Regions from separate parts of the Mus musculus genome. Here region 1 is linked to region 2. The links are chromatin loops, found by intact Hi-C in ENCODE. Cell type or tissue: gastrocnemius. All regions are shown on one strand. Each heading gives the region's core, and the rest is flanking DNA. Links, peaks and the distances in the headings are about the cores only.

Region 1 (2,818 bases), core at 58-2,557, 53 kb before region 2:
CTGATCTCTCTGCAGCCCTTCTGGGTTTTCCCTTCTTTTTTCTCTTTTTTCTCCCTCATTCCCACTCTTTTTCAGATATACATGACACAGTACTTAGTAACTGTATGTGGACCTTGATCTGGGTTTTCGGGGAGCAGGGTGGGTTTGTTTTGCTATTTTGAGATAGGTTCTCATGGAATGGAACTCAGGCTGGCCTCAAATTCACTGTGTAGTTGAGGATGGCTTTGAACTCCCCTCAGCTCCCTGTTCTGTGATTCCAAGCACACCCTACCATGCCTGGCTGCACTTGAAATGTATGCTTAAATAATATTAAATTGAAGATTGCAGCTCTTTGTCTTTAAGGAGATTACAATTCAGTTAGAAAGTCCTGAGAATACAGGTGAGGCCCTTAGGGGAAAGTGCAAAAAGACACTTAAAGGGTGTGGCCTTTAGAGACTGCTAGGAATGAAGGATAGGAGGGATTCTCTGAAAAGAGACACAAAGGATGCATGCTTTTGATTTGATGGAAATAGCCTGTATCTTCATTGTAATGATGGCTAGTTATATAACTATACACACTTGTCAAAGCCCAGGTCACTTGGGTTTGAGTCCCAACATCGCCAAAAGAACTCACAGTCCTATACATTTAAAAAAATAAATAAATAAATTAGGACCAGCAAGATGGCTCATGGCACTTGGCATGAAAGCCTGGCAAACTGAGTTTGTTCCCCAAACCATCTAAACGTGGAAAGAGAGATTTGGCTCCTCAGAGTTGACCTCTGGCTGCCACAGGTGTGCTGTGATATATACATATGCACACACACACCACCACAACAATAACCACAACAAGATTTCATTAAAAACTAAAGTTGTAATTTACTTATATATAAATTGTATGCTACTGCATAGCACTACCCTCAGAGCAAACCAGCAGCCATCTCTATGCTTCAGCTATGCCTGTTTGCAAAAGGTCATCCCAACTGGACTTCTCCATTGTCTGACCTTCCTTCATGAATGGAAGGGGTGGAAGGGCCATGGGACTCCAGCCTAAGTGTCCAGTATCCAGACACTCTCCACCTACTTGTATGAAATTTTGCCCTAATTGCATGTTGCCTGGTGATCTCAGGGAGGGCCTAAAGTGTATGTGAAGACTAAGGTAGGGGGCTCCATCCATGTGGCTAGTGGGGAGTCACCATCCCTGCTAGGTAAAGACTTTGCAGTGCAGCTTTGTATCTACCTTCCTGTCAGTAACCACCCCTATGCTCAGTGTGTACGTCCAGTATAGGATTGAGCTCCTTGTCCTTGGGATCTTAGCAAGGGAGCGGGGTGGACATTTCCCAACAGGAGAAAATTCTTGTAATATAGCTCAGTTGTCAATTATAAATCAGGCATTTAGAAAATGGTAAGAACTACGTGAAGTTATAGAGGAAAATGGTTTTGGTATTTTCAGCTAGATCACTGGTATGAACAAGGTCAGAAGAAAGAAAAAAGAGTGAAATTTTGATCAGCAGAAATTGGAGAGAAGAAGCCACTTAACTTGGAACGTGCCCATTGAGTTAAAGATTACTAGTCCAAGTTCTTGAGGAGCTAAGATAAGAGATGCCTGGGCTTAGGTGAGGTCATGAGGAGCCCCTGCCTACTGCGAAGCTTAGACTAGTCAGCGACAAGCAGAGCAGCACTCAGAGGAGTGTGAGGTGCAGAGCTAACTGTGGAACTGTTAAAGAGACGCCTATGGTAAGAGCATGTCTGTCCAGTCCAGAGGAATCTACCAGGAACAGAGAGGAGGAAAGATTCCTAAAGGAGATGAAATCTGCCAGTTTGCAGGGAAGGGTAGAGCTAAAAATAACAAAAATATCCAGCTCACCTGCCAACAGGGTGCAAGGCCCCAGCAAAGTGAGAGAACAGAACGAAATGGAGTAGAGAAGGAAGGCTCTGTGCTGTGAGGACAGACCGAGCTGGCTGCTGTGGATTCCACACATGCACACATGCACACACGCACACCCTGGGTGCTAGAGATGAGACTCAATGGGAGAGAAAGCTCTTACTAGCTTGTGCAAGGCCCTGCTCAATGCCCCTCACATACCCCCCAGAGAAAGCCTGCCAAAATAGAAATCTGTCAAAGGGGAACAAAGCTAGACTTGGGCTTTGGAACTCACCTTCCAGGCAACATGAGGCAGGAAATGCTTTAAAGCTAAGCGATGGTCTTGGGAAAGACTGTGGAACTAGAGTTGGCCCATTTAACTGGGCCAAATGAGTTTGTTCATCCAGCTTTATTTAGAGGAAAAACAAACACTACTACTACTACTACTACTACTACTACTACTACTACTACTACTGATAAATTATTTCTCTGTCAGTGAAATGAGCCAATACAAGCCAGATTAGATTATATTAAATGCAGGTTTATTGGAAAGCTGCTCTCAGGTGAGTTCTCAGCCCACCAAGGAAGCGGGCCAGGTAAGTCACCATGGGAAGAGAGAGAGGAAAGGGGAAAAAGAAAGAAAGAAAGAACACATGTGCAAAGAGAGAAGGAGGGATAGAGAAAGAGGAAGAGAGAAGAGACCAAAATATCTGTGTTATATAGGGATAGGGAGGAGCCTCTGAGGGAAGGGCAGCCCAGCCCTGGGCTGGAAAGTTCAAGGTTGAGGGCAGGTATGCTAGGTAGGGACTCAGGGATGCTGAGAGAACCTAGAGGCCAGGTCTGCTTTGGTATGTAAAAATATGTACCTCAGCCCCTTGTCCTGGGGTCTGAAACCAAGCAATTATTAATGTTTTTCTTTTTAATTTTCTGAATGTGTTTGTGAGTATATGATTCATGTGTGCAGGTGCTGCTGAGGCC
Region 2 (2,818 bases), core at 109-2,608:
GAGACAGCATCCAGCCGATCACCTACTGGCTGGCGAAGGGCACCAAGAATGGATTGTTTGGGGGGGGCGGGGGAGGAATGGTGGGATGGGGATGGGCGGCCCCTCTTTATAAGTACAGACTCTTAGTAAACTTTGGGGCCTTGAACAGAAACATGTCTTGGCCTCCATTATTTCTCTCACAGTTCTTTCCCATACAACTCCGGCCTCCCACTCAGGAACCCAGTTAGTGTGGCCACAGGCGGCTACAGTTTGTTTTTATGCAGATTATTTAGTGACTAGAACCAAAATCTGAACAGGGAACCCAGGGCAAGTAGAACTCCCCACCAAATAATTTCTCTCTTCTCCTCTTTCGGAGAGAGTAAGAGCCACAGTCTCTTTGCTTTGTAGCTTTGCCTATAAGGTTAGTGAAATACTTTGCACAACACAGTCCCTAGGTTAATAATTGATCTAACTGGGGTAAAAGCCATGTGCCTTTGCCACGATGCATTTTTTTTCCTTTTTGCAAAAGACTTAATTATTGCACTGATAATGTCACTCAATGCTGTGTCAGCAGATCATTCTAGAACGTAAGCATATTGCTCACAGTACTTGAGGCAGCAAAGGATAATCTTCTCTGCGCTGATAATAGTATAACCTCTCTGATAGAACTTTTAAGAAAAAAGAAAAGGGACCAAAGAGACAAGATCACACTTGGACACTGTTTGAAACAGATTGTATACATCTCAAAACTGAGACCATTCATGTGGGCTCCCCTGCACCCCTCCCAGGGCTGGAGATTGAATCCAGGCCCTGGAGAATGCTAGGCAAGACCTGGAGAGAAGGTTCCGCAGTTAAAAACACTGACTGCTCTTCCAGACAGAGTACCTGGAATTCAAGTCCCAGCATCTACATAGCAGCTCACAACTGTCTGTTAACTCCAGTTCTAGATCAGGCAGCAATAGATTCACACACACACACACACACACACACACACACACACGCACGCGCGCACACACATTCCCAAAGACACACACAAGTAAAACACTCAATGCACATAAAAATAAATAAATCATTAAAAAATGGGAAAAAATAAAATAAATCTTTTAAAAAATGAGAGAAAAGAAAAGTGAATGCTAGGCATACACTGGTGATAGGAGCATTTTTAAGTGAGTTTTTAATCAAACTATAGAGACACTCAAAAGAGCACAGTATAGGCTGGACATGCTGGCACAAGCATTTAGTCCCAGCACATAGGAGGGAGAGGCAGGTGAAAGTCAGTGAGTTTGAGGCCAGCCTGGTCTTCAGAGTGAATTTCAGGACAGTCAGGACTATACAGAGAAACCCTGTCTCTAAAAGCCAAAAAAAAAAAAAAAAAAAAAAAAAAAAAAAGGATAAAAAAATAAATTGAGTAAATGAACAAGCAAATAAATAAGTAAGTAAATAAATACATAATAAAATACTGAGCGAATTAAAGGTCAAACCCAGCCAGGGCTACAGAAAAAGATTGAATCTTAATAAACAAAAAAACAAAACTCAGGGGGTGGAGAGACTGCTCTACAGTTAAGAGCACTGATTGCTCTTCCAGAGGTTCTGAGTTCAATTCCCAGAAACCACATGGTGGCTCTCAACCATCTGTAATGGGATCTGATGCCCTCTTCTGGTGTACTTGAGGACAGCGGCAGTGTACTCACATACATAAAGTAAACAAAATCTTAAAAAATAAGCCAGGCACAGTGGCACACACCTTTAATCCCAGCACTCGGGAGGCAGAGACAGGCAGATTTCTGAGTTCGAGGCCAGTCTGGTCTACAGAGTAAGTTCCAGGACAGCCAGGGCTATACAGAGAAACCCTGTCTCAAAAAAACCAAAACAAAACAAAGAAGCCAAACAAAACTCAGATCATTCTTAAGAAACAAAACAAAACTCAGATCATTCTTACTCAACTTGCTGAATTCATAATTATGAATTATGAATTCATAAAGTTCAGAGACATGAAGCAGAATGCCACCTCTAGCCTGCTGATCCCCACATATCCCAGTCACACACTCCTAAGCAGCCTTCTTCCTCCTCTTCCTTCTCATGGAGTATGCTCTGGAGGCCCTTTGCCCTGAGCTACAGTGTGTGTGTGTGTGTGTGTGTGTGTGTGTGTGTGTGTGTGTGTGTGTTTGAGACTGGGTCTCTCTACATAGCTCTGGCTGTACTGAAAATTATTATGTAGGTCAGGCTAGACTTGAACACACAGAGATCTGCCTGCCTCTGTCTCCCAAGTGTTGGGATGAAGGTGTGTGCCACCATGCCTTGCCTTTTTTATTATTTTATGTGCACCCCTCTTCCTACACACACAGTGAACCTGAGACCTCTATAAGAACAAGTGCTCTTAACCACTGAGCCAATTCACCAGTCCTATGTTTTTTGTTTTGTTTTATTTTTATTTTATTTATTTATTTATTTTTTTGGTTTGGTTTTTCGAGACAGGGTTTCTCTGTATAGCCCTGGCTGTCCTGGAACTCACTCTGTAGACTAGGCTGGCCTGAACTCAGAAATCTGCCCGCCTCTGCCTCCCGAGGGCTGGGATGAAAGGCGTGCACCACCGCGCCCGGCTTATTTTTTTTTAATCTATTTTTTTTTAAGATTTTTTTTTGAGTATCAAAAAAGTTTATTTAGCAAACAGTATTATATGAGAATGTCCATGACCTAATTCTAGATCACAATCAAACAGGCCTTTGGGGAGGGATGTGTACACACTGCTGAACACTGGTCAGACTCTTTCCAAGGATTCTAACATGATACTGTTTCCTCGGATGACCACCATCCCGATGTTGTGCTGCTGCCCACTGGC

What was found. A loop is a pair of places that touch in the nucleus more often than their neighbours do. Peaks named below come from ENCODE experiments on the same cell type or tissue, not always from the same donor. Only the 100,000 strongest peaks of a DNase experiment are listed, where the experiment ranks them.
Region 1: a loop joins it to region 2, with 2.4 times the contacts of the local background. A loop is called at or near these places in 18 of 42 quality-filtered maps.

What each region holds. Positions count from the first base shown.
Region 1 is chr11:20,195,739-20,198,556 of GRCm38, reverse strand. No RefSeq gene overlaps it. Among named protein-coding and RNA genes, the nearest start is that of Rab1a, 4.3 kb to the left of the region's middle. In gastrocnemius, for the core only: no CTCF peak of the experiment used is centred there; no DNase peak of the experiment used is centred there; H3K27ac peaks cover 798 bases.
Region 2 is chr11:20,142,710-20,145,527 of GRCm38, reverse strand. Gm12031 (a long non-coding RNA gene) reads left to right here. Exons shown (of 4, transcript XR_872276.2): 4 at 1-131. It also overlaps the pseudogene Gm12030. Among named protein-coding and RNA genes, the nearest start is that of Actr2, 31 kb to the right of the region's middle. In gastrocnemius, for the core only: a CTCF peak has its summit at 1,629 (motif pointing left); no DNase peak of the experiment used is centred there.